Regions from separate parts of the Homo sapiens genome. Here region 1 is linked to region 2. A link is a loop called in an ENCODE intact Hi-C map of the cell type or tissue named here. Cell type or tissue: MCF 10A. All regions are shown on one strand. Links, peaks and the distances in the headings refer to the core of each region. The heading gives the core; the rest is flanking DNA.

Region 1 (8,314 bases), core at 34-8,033, 310 kb after region 2:
GGCCACACACCCAGAGGAGCTGGACAAGGGCAGTGGCTGGCAGGGTGGTGACCCCCAGACACACTTCTGGGGCTTCTCTGCTGGCTGGGGAGGGGCCAGCAGAGGGCGGTGAGATTAATACGCTGACTGAGCCGCGCCAAGGCTCTTTGTCCTCCAGCCGCACGTAAGTCTCCTTGTGTTTATCAACGGGACACCAAACCCACCAGCCTCTGCCACGCCCACCGCCCCCATGGACCACGCCCACAACAGCAAGGCCACGCCCCACCGCGTCCCCGCCGGGCTGAAGCCCCACCTCCAGACGACTTCCTCCTCCCTGCCCACACCCCGCTGGGCAGCGCCCTCCTGTGCCCCCAGCCCTGGCGCCCCCTCCGCACGGCCAGGCTCTAGCGCGGCTCTGCACCCCCCTCCCCTCCCGCAGCTCGCAGATCCACCCCGCCCTCCGCACCTGCCGAATGGGGAGGCTGCGTGGGTCCTTCCGTGGCGCCCCCAACCCGCAACGCCGGGTCCAGACTCCCGGCCTCAAGGCCCTGTCCCTGCCAGGCTCAGCTGAGCCGGGGTCTCACCCAGGGCCGCCCAGGCTCTAGGTGTGCAGCCTGCCTCCCACAGCGGCAGCCGGGCGGCGGCCCCAGCCAGGCTGCCGGGCTGCCCTGGGCGGGGAGGAGGACCCTTCCCCAGCCCTGGGGGAGGAGGCGTCCGGCCGGCTGGAAGGGGTCCCGCACTCGGGGCGGCACAGAGGAGCCAGAGAGGGACAGAAGCTGCATTGTTCCAGCGTCCTCCCACTCCGGCCCCCCTTTTCCTTGGCTCCAAGAAAGAAAACGTCGGGAGGACCCAGAGCCGCAGCCTCCGCGGAGCCTTTCCAGAGCTGCTCCCAGCCCTGCTGCCAGTTGCTGCTGGGGTCCCAGATGGTGGCAGTGCCGAGCCAGGGACACAGGAGGGTACTAGGGGTGCCGCAGGAGCTCTCGGCAGAGCTCCCCACCCTTAGGAAACCCCGGCCATGGGTAGAAATAGGCCTGGACATCCTGGGGGGCACATTCCAGCCCATCCCCTACCCACCCACTGCCATCGGTCACAGCACCTTGTCCCACGGACTCGCTGAGGGCCCCAGAGCCTCTGCTCCTTCCTCTGTCTTCAGCCTCTGCGGTGGCTGACATGCACCCCCAATTTCCCAGGAGAGGTCATCGTCAGAAACCCATGAGCACTGTGGCACAAAAACCCAGGGGATGGCTGGGCACGGTGGCTCACGCCTATAATCCCAGCACTTCTGGAAGCCGAGATGGGAGGATCGCTTGAGGCTGGGAGTTTGACACTGGCCTGGGCAACATAGTGAGGCCCTATCTCTATAAAAACATTTAATTATTAAAAATAAGATAAGAAAAAGAAACTCCGGCAGCCCAGCACCACATCCAAGCCTGGTGTTCCCAGCCTGGTCCTTAGCAGGCCTGGGGGGCACCAGGTACGTTCTGGGAGGCAGGCATCCCTTCTCGGGGGCTGGCAAACTCAAGACCTTTGGGAGTGGGGGACACATGGGTGGGGCAGCTGCTCCCCCCAAGCCTGCCCCTCACCCACCTGCCAGCCACCTCAGGAAGTCGGCCCAACCTGGCACCACCCCCCTGGCACCTATTAGTCTTTTCGCTTTGCAGGGGACGTTCTGTCCTGTGTCTGCAGCACTGCTGACCGGCATGGGACGACCAGCGGTCCATGAATGAGGTCACCACGGTGGCCTCGCATGGCCTTGGGCCTTGCCTGATTACTGCCCCAGGCACATAGGGCTCCCACAGCCCAGCCCAGCCCAGCCCAGCCCAGCCCTCTGGCTGATGCCCTCTCGCCTCCCAGCAGCCCTCTCCTACTTGGGTCTGAGGACAGAAGCCCTCCCTGCACCGAGGGCTCCAGGGGGAGGTGGGGGTGGAGGCCCTGGAGCAGCCAGTGGGGCAACAGGCGACCACCTCCTGTCCTTCATCCAGCAGCCCTGCAGCGCCACTCAGGATGCGGGTGGGAAGGGCTCAGGGTGAACCTCAGGCCTGTGCTGTCCCTGAGGCCAAGAAGAACTGGCTTGTAGGCGCCATTTTCTGGCGGCTGCCACCTCCGCCATGCTGGCCTGGCCTCGATCCCACCCCTCCGCAGCTCCTGATGCGGTCCGTGCCTGTGGGGAGCAAGACCCCCCCACAACCCTGGAACTCACCCTGGGCCTCATAGCCGGCCAGGTCAGGCTTCTCTGAGGCTGCCGGGCTGGTCAGGCGGCCGAGCACCAGCTGCAGCTGCGCCACGTTCATGCGGGCCGTGAGCTCCCCATGGCGGTCCCCGATCTGCGGCGAGTGGGGTGGCGGAGCGGGCAGGTGTGGCTGGGGGCCCTGCTGTGGGCTCCAAGGGGACCTTAATGGCCCCCAGTACACCCGTCCCTGACCTTCTGAGTGACCTGAACTGGTCACTGACCCCTGGGCCTCTGAGGGAACCAGGACTCACTGTGGACCCGGAGGTGGAGTCTGGGGGTCTGTCCCTGGGTGAGGTGGCCCCACAGGTCCTCAACAGCCCCTAGTTCACCCCAGAGATGCTTGGGGTCCCAGGCGGTTGGGCCTGTGCCCTCCGGTGCGCGAGGGGCCCGGCCCCGCCCGGCTGCACCTCTCTCAGCCCCTGCCTTGTGCGCCGAGGCTCTGTGGGGGACCCTCCCGGGAACATCCACATCACTCAGGAACTAACTGTTTGCTTAAGTCAAGCAGAAGAGAGGTGGCATGGGGTTGGGGGGAGGGCCACATGGAGCCCTGGAAGGCCCTGGAGGCTGTAGCCTGCACTCAGAGGGACACGGGGGCTGCCTGCTGGCTGCCAGTGAAGCTCTTCAGACGAGGGCTCTGCTGACCTTCCCATGCCCGCCCCTCTCCACCCTCACCTGGGCACCTGCAGGCCTCCCCACCCGGCCACCTCCTACATGGGTCTATGGTGGTCAGTAGGGGCTGGCACCGTCTTTAGCATGAACAGGCTCGGGGTGTGCAGAGGGAGGTGGCGTGGGAGTGGGTGATGTAAGGACAGGCCGGGAGCCGGGAGGCCCACAGTTCATCTGTGATGTTCCGCCCTGACCACAGTAGGAGGGCGCTGATGGGCGGAGCCCACAGAGACCCTGTGCAAACTCTCCAAGGAGGAGGAGACGCAGCTGCCCAGGAAGGCACCAGCTGGGGGCTGCAGGAAAAACCCCCGGGCATGGTAGACATGTCATCACCAGGCCTCGGAAGGACCAGGCAGCTGCAATGGCCCTGAAAGGATGAGGGGGGCCCAGGCACGCACACGCTCGCTCGGGGCAGAGGGGACCCGGCCCGTCTGGAGTGGGCTGGGCAGTGCCCGGGACTTCTGGGGGCAGGCCTGGCTCACCTCCTGGGAGATCTGCAGGTGCTTCTTGGCGAAGGTCAGGGCCTGCGCTGGGCGCCCCATGGACACGTAGGCATTTCCCAGGCTCCAGCACGCCCGGCCCTCGCCCACTCTGCCAGAGAGGGAGACCAGATTCATACCCGCCCTCTCCAGGCCAGCCCCCAGCCCCAGCCCCTCCCCTGGTGGTCACGGCCCCAGCATGACCCTGGCTTCGAGGGTCATCAGGGGCCCCCAGGCCCAAGGGGCATTGGCCGGATGACAGGATAATGCCCCCAGCTGGACCTCCCACAAATTCTGCCACCTTCAAGCATAAGCCCCAATCAGCTCTGCCTTTTTTCTTCCCATTAAAAGGATTAGCGCAGAGTCCAAGCAACCTGGCCTGTGGCCGGCTCTGCCTTTGCGGGCAGTTTCTGGGCCCTTGGCCTCGCTCGCCCCCTGGCGGCCGGCAAGCCTCCTCCCTTGCACTCCCTCCACCCTTACGGGCACCCTCCAAGTCACTGGGTGAGGGGGTTGTTTTTATATTGGAGGGAAATGCGTCTAACAGGAATTTGATCATTTTCACGTGGACGATCCACTGGCATTTTGTACATTCATGCTGTGCAACCGGCACCTCTGTCTATTCCAGAACATTCTCCTCACCACGCCACAAAGGAAAACCTTGGGCCACTTTTAAGCCTCCAGGCAGGGCAGCCTTTCAAAAGACCTCTCCTCTCTGCTGCCTGTGAAAGGCCACAGGCCTGTGGCTCTGAGCCCCTTGTTCCGGCCACCACCCACCCCAGACCTGCACACAAGACAGTACTTAGGGGCCTGTGGTTTGCCAGCCTGTCTCTCTCCAGAGAGTGATATTTACATACATACATGGGTGGTGGGGGCAACAGGGTGGCGAATTGAGGGATGGGAGGGGGACCCCACCCGCTTGTGCCAGGGGTCAGTGGCCGGCCCAATGTCCACACTGTCTGGCTCAGTCCCCACAGTGGCGTTGCCACTCCTGGGTCACAGCATGGTCAGTGGCAGAGCAGGGGATGGGACCCAGGCCACCTCGCCTGGGCCGCGGTAATTCAGCCTGTGGGCCGGGCCGGGTCTGCCCGCCGCGTCCGCGCCCACGCACCTGTCGGCCAGCTCCTGGGCAATGAGCAGGTGCCGCAGGTGGTACTCGGCCGCGCGCTCGTAGTCCTGCAGCAGCGTGTAGGTGTTGCCCAGACTGTAGCAGGCCTGCGCCTCCACTGCCTGGTCCCTGAGCTGCCGAGACAGTTGCAGCGTCTTCCTGTGCAGAGTGGCAGGGTCAGCCCCCAGGAGGAGGGCTCCAGGGTGAGGGGTGGAAGGTAAGAATGGGGACGCAGTCTGCCCGATGGTCCCCTGCCCCGGAATCCCACTGGGGCCTCTCTGGGGTCCAGCTTCATCCCCACCCTCACATGGCCACAGAGCGGGACTGTTGGCCCCAGGGGGACGGGGGGTCCTGCCAGGCTCTGGCAAGTTGCCTGACCACCCTGAGCCGCCACCACTCCTCCCCGGAGGACCTGAGACTGCTGTGCCCACTGCTCAGGCTGAGATGGGGTTAAGTTTAGGGCTGGGCACAGGACCCCGTGCTGACAGCCGGGCTCCACCCGGCAGGCGCTGCTCTGTGGCTCAGGCCAGGAGGCAGATGGCCCAGACCTCCCATAGGCCGGCTCCCCCACCGCCTGCCTCCCCATGAGCTTTGTCCGTCTGCCCTTCCCGGGGCAGCCTAGAACCCCACCTTGCCTTCTGGGGAGGGGAGGGGAGGCAGTCAGATTCCCAGCTTGGGGCGGGCACTTCCTTGGCCTGGCATCCAGCCCCCCCGGCCTGCTGTCTCCCTGGGAGATTGTGGGGACCACCTACTTGTAGTACTCGGCGGCCACGTCAAAGCGCCCCAGGAAGACGTGGGCGTTCCCCAGGTTGCTGTAGGCCCTCCTCTCGGCTGCCTTGTCTCCAAACTCCTTAGCAATGGCCAGGCGCTGCGGAGACACACCGGAGGCCAGGTGGTCATGGCGCAGCCCCGGGGCCTGACGTGGGCGGACAGGGGCTGCCTCCCTGCCCAGGTGGCCGGCCAGAGATCTGTGTGTCCGGGTGAGCAGCTAGCAGCTGCAGGACCAAGTGCAGATGAGGCCAGGACTCGGTGGGGCGGGCCTGCTGCCTGGCCATACCACCCTGCCCTTTCAGGGACCGCCAAGAGGGTGGCTCAGCCCTGCCCCTGCAGCAGCCCGGCCCCTCCACCCTGTCACCCTGCCCGGCTCACCTCCTTGTGGAAGGTCGTGGCCTCTGTGAAGTTCCCCAACAAATAGTGGGTGTTGCCCAGGTTGCCGTAGGCCCTGCCCTGCGCCGCACGGTCGCCCAGCTCCTTCACCAGGGACAGGTTCCTCCTGGGGGCCGAGTGCCTCTGAGCCGTGTCCCTCCCAGCCCATGTCCTCACCCACCCCAGGCTAGAAGAGCTGAGTAGCGGCCTCCATGCGGCCTCAGGGCCATGCCCTGGAAAGAGGGTGGCTAGGGTAGGCTCCAGGGTCCTCGAGCTCTGAGACCTGGGGCTTGGTCATGTCCCCCAAGTCCCTGACAGGGGCAAGCTCAGGGGAGGGAGCCAGCAGCTGAGAAAGCGGGGGTGGGCGGACCTGGCCGTCACTGCCCTGGGAGCTGTCGGGAGGTATGGGGCTGGGGTCGGGGGTCTGGAAGTGTCTGTGGAGCTCAGAAACGCACAGGCCAGCCCCGGTCCCTGGGCTGGCCCTGCCCCACTCACTCGTAGAACTCGGAGGCCTTGCACAGGGTCTCTCGGACATCGGGCGGCAGGTGCCCGGGGTCCTGCGTGGCGTTTGCGGCGTTCCAGGACAGTTGCTTGCCTTTGGCGTGGTACACGTTCCCGATGTTGTAGAGGGCCCTCGCCTCCCCAACCTGTGGGCAGTACGGAGGGTTGGGGGCATGCCTCCACGGCCCCCCACACGATGTGCAGAGCCGGCACACCGGTGTCCTCACTGTCCCAGCCCTCGACAGCGAGGGCCTTGGGGGCTCCCACTGAGTCACAGACACTAAGGCAGGGGCGGAAGCCTGAGGACGGCACACCCGGGAAGCCAGCCTCCGCCCTCCCTCACCATCCCTCCCTCCTCTGCGGATTGGCGTGGCCAGGGTGCCAGGTCCTCAGCTCTGTCCTCTGATGACCGAGGCTGAAAGCTCCAGCTGGGACCAGATGCTGCGGCCTCAAGCCCCCTTGGTCACCTCCAGCTGTGTGACGGGGGGTAAGTCACGTCCCCCCAGCCTTGGTTTTCTCGCCTCACAGGGCCATGGAGGGAGGTCAGCAAAGCCTGTCTCGGGTCCAGCACAAGCGGAGACGGAGCCACTCTTCCTGCTGTCACCACCGCCATTGAAATCGGCCTCCCACTGCCGCAGCCCAGAGCCACCCCCTGCCTCCCGCTGGGCCCCCCAGGGAGTGAGTGACTGGGGGTGTGGAGGGATTCGGGGGGAGGTCACCGAGAGGGGCGGCAGAACTGAGGGTGGAAGGTGGGGGCCTGGGCTGCAGTGTCAGCATGGGCTGGGGGGGCCTGTTTTGGGGGCCCACACTCTCCTGAGTCACTCGGGATCTAGGGGACCGACCTCCCTGTCATCCCTCCCATGAGGAGCTGGATGAGTGGTGAGTCACCCGCCCGCCCCTATCCCGGATCTGGACGCAGGCCGGTGCAGGGGTGGGAGACACCCAGCCCCGGACCAAGCCCCCACCTTGTCTCCCTGCTCTTGGGCGATGCTCAGATGCCGCTGGCAGCAGACGGCAGCCTCGTCGAAGCGCCCCAGGACCTTGAGTGTGTTTCCCAGGTTTCCACTGGCCTTGGCCTCCCCCATGCGGTCACCGATGGTCCTGGATGGCAGGGAGGAGTGAGGGGTCAGGCTGAGGACTGGTCAGGCCTCTGGGCCCGGGGGGAGGCTGAGCATGGGGTGGGGTAGCTGGGCCTCAGGGACCAGCATGGAGTGGACAGGAGCCTGCAACCCCTGAGGTGATACTGGGCAGGGGCCCACAGGCCGGGCAAGTGAGGCCCGAGGGCAGCCCTGGGTATGGGCTCTGCTGGGCTGTGTCTGGGGCACAGGCTCCTGCCCATCACCACACAGGCTGCACACAGGTGCCAGGAGCTACACACAGGACCTCACGCCTGGGCCTGGGGCAGGGGGCTGGGGTCTGCAGCTCTTAGGATCCGGGGAGGACTTGGGGGGCCTGATGGTGGAGAACTAACTTCCTGCTAACTCATTCAGAGGACGTTTGGTGCATGCCCACCAGACACTGAGCTGGGTGCTGAGGAGCAGGTGTGAGCTCACTGGCCAGTGCGGGAGGGTTGCTCCAAGAAGCTCTGCCCTGCTGAGAGGTCAGGGCAGCTGCAGGGCTGAGGGGGAGGGCGCTGGGCAGGGCTGAGGCAAGGGAAGCGTGCTCCCGTGAGGCACGGCCTGGGGGCTGGACCCGACTGGAGACCCCAAGACCCCAAGGGGCGGCGGGGAGTAGGTTGGGGAGACTGGGGAGTGGATGACGCCAGGCAGGAAGGAGGCTGTGAGTGGGAGCTTGGGGTCCATGGGAAAGCAGGGACAGCCCCCAGGGCAGGACCACACCTCACTGAGCAGTGGCTGGGAGTGGGCCCGGGGCTCAGGGCCTGGGGCCTGGGGCCAGGGAAAGGGTGGGGCTCTGAGCCACACAGGATCACAGATGGGCCACACACAGTCACGAGTGCTCACGCACAGCACGCGGGTCACAGCCCAGGCTCTCACACGCAGACACACAGACCCACTCACGCCTGTCAGCTGAAACCCAGCTCCCTGCCGGGGTCCCAGAGCCCTGGCTGCCCTCCAGGTGAGGGCTTCCCCACTGCGTTCCCTTAGACCCTGCTTGCCCTGTCCCCCTCCTCAAACTGTAACTGCTGAGGACAGGAAGCGTCCACCTGCCAGCAGGGCCACCCCCACTCACCCGCCAGCAGGGCCGCCC
Region 2 (8,314 bases), core at 104-8,103:
AAGTAGTCAGTGCACTAGGGAAAGAAAAGAATATAAAATACAATGCCTAATTGTTAAAAAAAAAAAAAAAACGTAGGCAATAAGACTTCAGAGGAGAGGCCGGGCGCAGTGGCTCACGCCTGTAATCCCAGCACTTTGGGAGGCTGAGGTGGGTGGATCACCTGAGGTCAGGAGTTCGAGACCACCCTGGCCAACATGGTGAAACCCCATCTCTACTAGAAATATAAAAATTAGCCGGGCATGGTAGCGCATGCCTGTCATTCCAGCTCCTCAGGAGGCTGAGGCACAAGAATTGCTTCAGCTCGGAAGGTGGAGGCTGCAGTGAGCCGAGATCATGCCATTCCACTCCAGCCTGGGCCAGAGTGAGATTCGGTCCAAAAAAAGACTTCAGAGGAGACCCTGCCTCCTGGTGCTCTGTACATTCTTCCCCTAAACTGGGCTCAACTTCCTTGTTTTATGTAAAAGTTGGGCAGATGGAATTAAGCCCTCAGAGCATTCAACTTACTTCATAATTTTCAGAGCCAGCCGGGAGTGCAGGAGGGAGAACTTTCCTGTGGACGTCCTGTGTTCTCCAGACGCAGAGAACCCTCATCAACCGAGGGGGAGGTCACTTCCGAATCCACAGATGGCGTGTGAGTGCATGGCGAGCGCCTCCAGGACACACTTACTGTTCCCTTGCTCTGGCCAGACGCCAGCCGGACCCTGTGTGTGCGCGCCGTGCTGCTCTTTGCAGCTGCCTGCAAGGGGTTCCTGCGAAGACCAGCACCTTGGGGAAGAGCCTGCGGCTGAACTTGAACTCGCAGCTACCTGAGTCAGACCTGTGCTTTTTCACCTCTACGGAAGATGTCAGAGCGTTTCCCTAGCAATGTTTTAGAAGTTACTTCTGTCTGGAAAAAAATGGAAAAAATGGCAAATTATGTTATGTATAATTTGATAATTTTAAAGAATTAATGATGTAATTATTACTCAAACCCACTGAATTGTACGTTTTATTATTATTATTACTATTTTCTTTTTTTTCTTTCTTTCTGTTTTTTTTCGAGACGGAGTTTCACTCTTTTCGCCCAGGCTGGAGTGAAATGGTGCAATCTCAGCTCACCACAATCTCTACCTCCCGGGTTCAAGTGATTCTCCTGCCTCAGCCTCCCGAGCAGCTGGGATTACAGGCATGCACCACCACGCCCATTCAATTTTGTATTTTTAGTAGAGATGGGGTTTCTGTATGTTGGTCAGGATGGCCTTGAACTCCCAACCTCAGGTGATTCGTCTGCCTCGGCCTCCCAAAGTGCTGGGATTACAGGCGTGAGCCACTGCGCCCGCTTATTATTATTATTTATTTTATTTTATTTTATTTATTTGAGACAGAATCTCCCTCTGTCGCCCAGCCTGGAGTGCAGTGGCGCGATCTCAACTCACTGCAACCTCTGCTTCCCAGGTTCAAGTGATTCTCCTGCCTCAGCCTCCCGAGTAGCTGGAATTACAGGTGCCCAACACCACGCCCGACTAATTTTTGTATTTTTAGTAGAGACAGGGTTTCACCATATTGGCCAGGCTGGTCTCAAACTCCTGACCTGGTGATCCACCCGCCTCAGCCTCCCAAAGTGCTGGGATTACAGGCATGAGCCACCGAGCCCGGACTGAATTGTACATTTTAAATGGGTGAATTGTATGGTATATAAATGATTTCTTAATAAAGCTGTTATTTTTATTTTATTTTCAAGGTGGAGTCTCACTCTGTCTCCCAGGCTGGAATGCAGTGGCACGATCTCAGCTCACTGCAACCTCTGCCTCCTGGGCTCAAGCAATTCTCCTGCCTCAGTCTCCCTAGTAGCTGGGATTACAGGCGCCCGCCACCACACCCAGCTAATTTTTGTATTTGTAGTAGAGACAGCATTTCACCATGTTGGCCAGGCTGGTCTCAAACTCCTGACCTCAGGTGATCTGCCCGCCTCGGCCTCCCACAGTGCTGGGATGACAGGCATGAGCCACCGTGGCCAGCCATAAAGGTGTTATTCAAGAAAAAGAAGAAATGCCTCAGACCTGAACGCTTCCCACCATCTTGGCTGAGCGTTTGACCACATCGGTGGATGCCCCACTGGGTTGCATTCTAGTCCGTGCCGATGGCCTCTGCGGGGGCTCCTTCCAATCCCTTGAGACGTGGGCCATGTTGTAGGGGATGCTGGCAGTTAGTGGGAAGTGTGAGCACTGAGGGGCCCCCAGTCCTGGAGAGGAAGCCTTCTGGGCTGCGGGTCTCTCTCCTGCCAGGCATCCCGGGCACCATGCAGCCCCTGCCACCCTGGGCTCAGCCTGCCCCGTGCCCTCTGCAGTCCTTCCTCAGCCAAGGGCAGCTCCTGGAGTTTAGGGGATGGGAGTGGACTCCTTCTGGGGTGGGTGGAACCTCTCCTCCACCCAGCTCAGCAGACCGGTTGTGAGGTTGCCGCGTAGGCACCATGGGCAGTCGGGGGTAAGGATGGATACCTCTCGGTAGCTGATGCGGGGCTCACGCTGGGCTGGCACTTTAAGACAGATGCCGGAGGAGCAGCCAGGGGTGTTTGTGGGGCACATGGGCCGGGCCAGGCCAGCGCCTCTCTGGGACCTCAAGCAGGAGAGTGGTCGGTCCAGCCCGGGAGGGAGCCTGTGGCTAGGCCTGTGCAGGAGTCGGGGGGGACTCTCGGTGGGGACCCTCCCGGCAGCCGAAACTGGGGGAGGGAGAGCAGAACATCTGGCCCTGCTGGGTTGGGGCTGATGCTTCTGTTTAGCCGTAGCAGCCTCCCTGGGGTTGATTTCCTAGAGCTCCTACACCCCCAGTTTGTCCGGGGCCCCAGCCGTAGCTGCTACTGGGGGCCTCAAACTCCCCCAGGGCAGCCAGGACCCCAGGGGCTGTGGAGCCAGGGGCAGAGTGGAGGTGGGGGTCGGGGGAGGGCTGCAGCCGGGCCCATAGTCCCCACCCTGCAGGCCGGAGCAGGAAGGGCTGGCGGGAGCCAGGGACAAAAGGCGGACGTGCAGCCGGCCATGTGTGTCCTTATCACAGGCTGCACTCCCAGCACAGCAGCCTGCGCGGAAACGCTCCTCTCCGCCGCCTTCCTGCCTGGAAGCCCGGAGGCGGAGGCGGAGGCGCTGGAGGCCCCCACCCAGCGGGACGGGAGGCTGAGGGGAGCAAGGGGAGCGAGCGGAGCCAGGTGGGGGCAGATGTGCAGGATGGGTCAGGGGCAGCGGGGTGGGAGGCCCAGCCTCCGGGGTCTGGAGGGTTAGCTGAGTACTTCACGCTGCACTGATCTGTGGGGCCGCCGTGATGTGGGTGCTAACGCTCTCCCCACCTGTTGGATGGGGAAACTGAGGCCCAGGGCAACAGTGACCTCTCGAGGTCAGGCCCCAGCTAGGTGAGGCACAAACTCAGTCCAGAGGCGGCCCCGGGGGCTCTGCCGTCCACCCAGGCTCTGGCTGACAAGGGGCCCTCCTGCTGTGCTGGCTCCCGAAGGGGATGGCCCGGACTGGGCCCAGCTGCCCTCTGGTGGATATGGGGCCACCCCAGTCAGGGTGGGGCTGACAGGGTCCATGCTCCCTCCCGCCCTCGGACGTGCAGACTTGAAGAACGCTGGCGGGCGGGCTTGGGGGCCTAGCACCGGCCAGGTCACCAGTGCTACCTTCCTCTGAGTGAATCTGCCGGAGGACTGAGCTGGGGTCCGGGAACGGCTTCCCAGCAGGCCCTGCAGCCTATTCTGCCCCAGGCGTAAGTCATGCTCCCTCCCTGGGAGGACATGGCTGCTGGTGGGGTGCTGGGGCCACATCCAGTCCTCTTGGCTTCTTGAGGTTGGGGTGATGACTGCCCCCAGCACGTGAAACCCATGGGTAGGCGGTGGGGACTGTGTTCCTGCCCTGATGACACCTGCTGTGGGAAGGCACCAGAGCCCCTGCAGGCCCCCACTTCTGCAGAAGCACGGGGGGTGGGGGGTGGGGGGCGTGGGAGAGGCCCACAGAGGCTTGTGCCCCTCTAACCTGTTCCGTGGTGACAGGGCTCTCGCTTGCCTCCCGGGGAGGCATCCTGAGCCCAGTGGCTAGATTCAGGTCGTGGCCCTGCTGTGAGAGGGACCTTTGCGTCCCTGACTGACAGTGGGTGAGCCAGGCCGTGAGAGTCTTTTTCTGTTGGCCGTGGCTGGAGCCTGTGACCTGCAGGCCAGAGAGCGCAGGGCCACCTGCAGTCGCCGACCGGGCCCATTGTCATCTGTGGATCTGGCTGTGCCTCAGTTTCCCACCCATCAACTGGGGCTGGGGCTGTAGCTGAGTGGCGCTTCCTTGGGGGGTGGGAGAGGAGAGGCTGCCATATCCAGAGCACGTCCGCCCTAGGCCCTGGCCCGGCCCGGGGCCCTGCCTCCGCTAATTTGAGAGGATAGAGGAAGTCCCCTGTGGCCTCTCCCCTTCTCAGCTGACCTCACCCATCTGGGGCTGCACAGGAAATGCCCGGGTGTGCTGGGGCCTGACCCTTCTGCAGAGCCGGGGCCCCAGCGCCAGCCGCCCGCCATCTGCTGACCTCTGGCCAGGCTCAACGCCACACTCTCCAAGGCTGACTCAGAGCCCTGGGAAAGGGTCAGGGGCTCCCACCTCCGTGCTGAGCTCATCAGGGAGGGGCTCAGCACCTGGTCACCTCTGTGTCCTCACACCCCAGGCTCTGCCTGGCTGCTGCCTGCCTGGTGGTCAGTGCCTGTCACCCCCACTGTCCCCTCCAGGCCACAGGAAGAGTCTGAGCAGGGAGAACCCTGGTCTCACGGGCTCCCAGGGCCCTGGCACCGAGGGTGTGAGGAGCCTCTCCTGGGACAAAGGCCGAGGGGTTCCGGGGGTCCTTGGCCTCCGTGGCCGTTGGCATGGGGCCCCCCCAACGACCCGCAGCCGGCAGATGGGGCGGCGGCTGCAGTTCCCCCAATGCTCACAGCGCGGCGGTGTTTCCCCGCGGAAGCTGCCCCGGACCAGTGGCCTCTACCCTGCTGCTGCCAGCCTTGGGCGGGGCTCCCTGCACGTGGGACACGCACCCCTCCCACCCTGACAGCCTGTGCGTCCCGCCCTGCGTGGCTTCTCTCCAAAGGCTCTTAAGATTCGAGGAGAGGGGCGGAGAGAGGACCTGGCTTGGTTGGGAAGTGGGGCCTGGGACCCTGGGACCCTGTGCTCCGACCCCACCTGCAAGGCTGCGCCCTCCGCAGGGGGCCGTCCGGGGGGGCCCTGCCCGCGGGTCACTGCCAGGATCCTGCAAGCAGCCAGCGGGCACCGCTGTCACCACATTTCACACTCTGAGGAGCTCTGGGCACAGCCTCCAGGGAAAGCCTGGCTGCCGACTCTGGCCCCCTGACTCCTGAATCCTGCGAGTCACACGGCGGCACGGCCTGCATATCGGGGAGGATGGCAGGCTGGGCTGTCCTGAGGTGACCAGGGAATGCCAGACGCTTTGGGGTGAGGGTTTGCTTGCCGGCTTTGGGGCAGGCCAAGGGATTCTGCAGGGGCAGTAGGTCCCCGCGATCTTCTGGGGAGGGGCCGGCTGCCGAATCTCTGGGATTCAAATGTGGAAAACCCACAGGGGGCATTCCCGTGATGACTGAAAGAAGAAGTGGCAGCGTCACAGCTGAAGGGAGGCTGTCAGAGTGACCAGAGTGGCCAGTCCAGAGGAGACGGGTGGGGCAAAGTCTCCAGGAGGCCAGGAGATGCCTTCAAGAAAAGAAATGGAAAGGAGTGATGACCTGATGCGTGTGAGAACACGGGGACGAGCCTTGCGGCTCCGTGGGAGAGCTTGGGTGAGGACCACCCGTGCCGCGGCGACCTCTGATCGTCACCCAAGCTGTGCCCTCCCATTTCACGGTAAAAGGGGTTTCACCGGGCTCAAGGCTGTCCAGCTAAAGACCACGTCTCCCAGCCTCCTTGCAGACTCTAACTTAGCCTGTGACCAAGTTCTGGTCAATGGGACCAGAGCAGGAGTGGGAGGTGTCACTTCCGGATCTTCCCATTAAAAGAAAGGGTCATTCTCCAGGAGAACCCACCCGAGGTGTCCTGGCCGTAGCCACCTTCAAAATGCCCTCTGTGTGTATGGGAGATACTATACCCTAGAATCTCAGAACACGCCAGAACGCTGAAATGCCCTTCTACCTTTGGATTTACAGCCCCCTCCAGATAAATTAAGAAATTCAGTATTTCTCCACTCTTAGCTGGATTCTAAAGTTCTGTATATCTCATGATGATGTGTATTTTTATAGCAGCCTTTTAACAGAACTAGTTAATTTGGTGTATATGAATTTTTCTCGAAGATCTGGTCCAAACTATATTCAGTTTTCTGCCCAGAATTATCAGATTGAAGGTGGTTGGTTTTTATTTACTTTTTCTTTTATTCCTTTTTTTTTTTTTTGAGACAGAGTTTCACTCTGGTTGCCCAGGCTGGAGTGCAATGGTGTGATCTCAGCTCACTGCAAGGTCTACCTCCCAAGTTCAGGTGATTCTCTTGCCTCAGCCTCCCAAGTAGCTGGGACTACAGGTGCCCGCCCCCACACCTAGCTAATTTTTGTATTTTTAGTAGAGTTGGGGTTTCACCATATTGGCCAGGCTGGTCTCGAACACCTGACCTTGTGATCCACCTGCCTCGGCCTCCCAAAGTGCTGGGATTACAGGTGTGAGCTACCGTGCCTGGCCAGGGTCACTCTCTTGTTGACCCTTCCCTCCCTCCTGCAGGCAGGGAGATGGTGAGAGGTGGAGCAGCCCCTTTGGTCCTGAGCCAGCCACGTGTTGAGAGCGGCAGGGAAGCCCATCAGCCTCGGGACTTTCATGTGAGGGAGAAACCAACTCTATCATGTTTAGATTCCTGTTGTTTTGGTTCTTTGCCTCAGTAACTTAACCAATATTCTAACTAAGCAAGTGAAAAAGGAAGCAACTTTGAATTCCAGGAAAAACAAAAAGTTATAAAAAGGAAATGCATTTATCATATAGTACTTGGCTCAAGAGTGAACAATTACAGAGTTATATTAATGCAAGTGCTGACTATCCGTGTGAAGAATTCAGGATCCGTCGTCTGTTTGAAGGTGGGAGGGGAGAAGGGCATGCACTGGCCAGGAGAGACGGGAAAGTGAGATCCTCATCTTCTGGTAGGAAGTCAACAGGAAGCTTCAAGGACCTGCATGATGAGCATATTATTTCAAAATAGGGAGTAATGCCGGCTAGAAGAGCTAAGTTGGCTAAAAGAATTTTAAGTGGGCCAGGCGCGGTGGCTCACGCCTGTAATCCCAGCACTTTGGGGAGCCGAGGCGGGTGGATCACAAGGTCAGGAGATGGAGACCATCCTGGCTAACACGGTGAAACCCCATCTTTACTAAAAAATAAAACAAATTAGCCGGACTTGGTGGCGGGTGCCTGTGGTCCCGGCTGCTTGGGGGGCTGAGGCAGGAGAATGGCGTGAACCTGGGGGGCGGAGCTTGCAGTAAGCCGGGATGGCGCCACTGCACTCCAGCCTGGGCAAGGGAGCGAGACTCTGTCTCAAAAAAAAAAAAAAAAAAGGAATTTTAAGTGATCACTTCTGGAGTTGGAGTTGCTATTTTCTCTATGTCTTGGGGAAACTTTTAAACTAAGTGCACACATTGCTTTTAAAATTTAAAAAAACACAGCCAGGTGTGGTGGCTCATGCCTGTAATCCCAGCACTTTGGGAGGCTGAGGGGGGAGACTCGCTTGAGCCCAGGAGTTTGAGACCAGCCTGGGCAACACAGCAAGACCCCATCTCCACAAAAACATTGAAACATTGGCCAATGTGCTGCCTGTAGTCCCAGCTACTTGGGAGGCTGAGGTGGGAGAATCACTTGAGCTCGGGAGGAGGCTGCAGGGAGCTGTGTTTGTGCCACTGCACTCCAGCCTGGGTGACAGAGTGAGACCTTTTCTCAACAAAAAAATAAAAATAAAAATATAAACATTAAAAATTTTTAGTTAATAGGCCCTGAACTGAGCCTTTGTGTGCAAACATTCATGGAAAACGTGGGGGAAAAGAGGAGGTCTTGTCTGGTGTGTGGGGTAGGCTTGTGCGGCACAGCAGACAGGGAGGAGCTGGTGGGTGAGTGACAGCCCCAGGTCAGGCAGGGACAGATGCTCAAGGGCACCAGGCTGAGGGGCCGGGAGGCCCAATCTTAGGCATGGGGAACCAACCAGGCCACTTCTTTCTTTTCTCCAGAAAATTATCACCTGCTGAGCCCCCTTGCTGCTGCTCTCTGGGCGTGCACTGTGAGTGCACTGTGGAGTTTACGGACACCGGCCCCCGCGACGGTGGAGTTTACGGGGACCGGCCCCCGCGATGGTGGAGTT

The links. Hi-C counts contacts between places; a loop is a spot of excess contacts. Peaks named below come from ENCODE experiments on the same cell type or tissue, not always from the same donor. Only the 100,000 strongest peaks of a DNase experiment are listed, where the experiment ranks them.
Region 1: it touches region 2 in a loop (14-fold over the local background); 9 of 110 quality-filtered maps call a loop at or near these places.

Annotation. Positions count from the first base shown.
Region 1 is chr9:136,334,859-136,343,172 of GRCh38, reverse strand. It overlaps GPSM1 (G protein signaling modulator 1), which reads right to left. Exons shown (of 14, transcript NM_001145638.3): 3 at 7,072-7,207; 4 at 6,101-6,252; 5 at 5,609-5,732; 6 at 5,212-5,327; 7 at 4,463-4,618; 8 at 3,358-3,466; 9 at 2,180-2,303. Among named protein-coding and RNA genes, the nearest start is that of GPSM1, 11 kb to the right of the region's middle. RefSeq lists enhancers at 1-336, 3,687-3,736. In MCF 10A, for the core only: a CTCF peak has its summit at 3,785 (motif pointing left); a DNase peak (open chromatin) is centred at 3,762.
Region 2 is chr9:136,641,271-136,649,584 of GRCh38, reverse strand. It overlaps LNCEGFL7OS (lncRNA EGFL7 opposite strand), which reads left to right. Exons shown (of 2, transcript NR_135132.1): 2 at 520-975. LOC105376325 (a long non-coding RNA gene) reads left to right here and starts at 5,109. Exons shown (of 3, transcript XR_930446.4): 1 at 5,109-5,439; 2 at 5,564-5,841; 3 at 8,184-8,314. LOC102724193 (a long non-coding RNA gene) reads right to left here and starts at 2,901. Exons shown (of 4, transcript XR_930443.3): 1 at 2,041-2,901; 2 at 506-887. RefSeq lists silencers at 2,736-2,925, 3,536-3,585, 4,746-4,875, 5,146-5,195, enhancers at 2,528-3,224, 3,225-3,922 and a cis regulatory region at 2,553-5,262. In MCF 10A, for the core only: a CTCF peak has its summit at 4,913; a DNase peak (open chromatin) is centred at 4,994.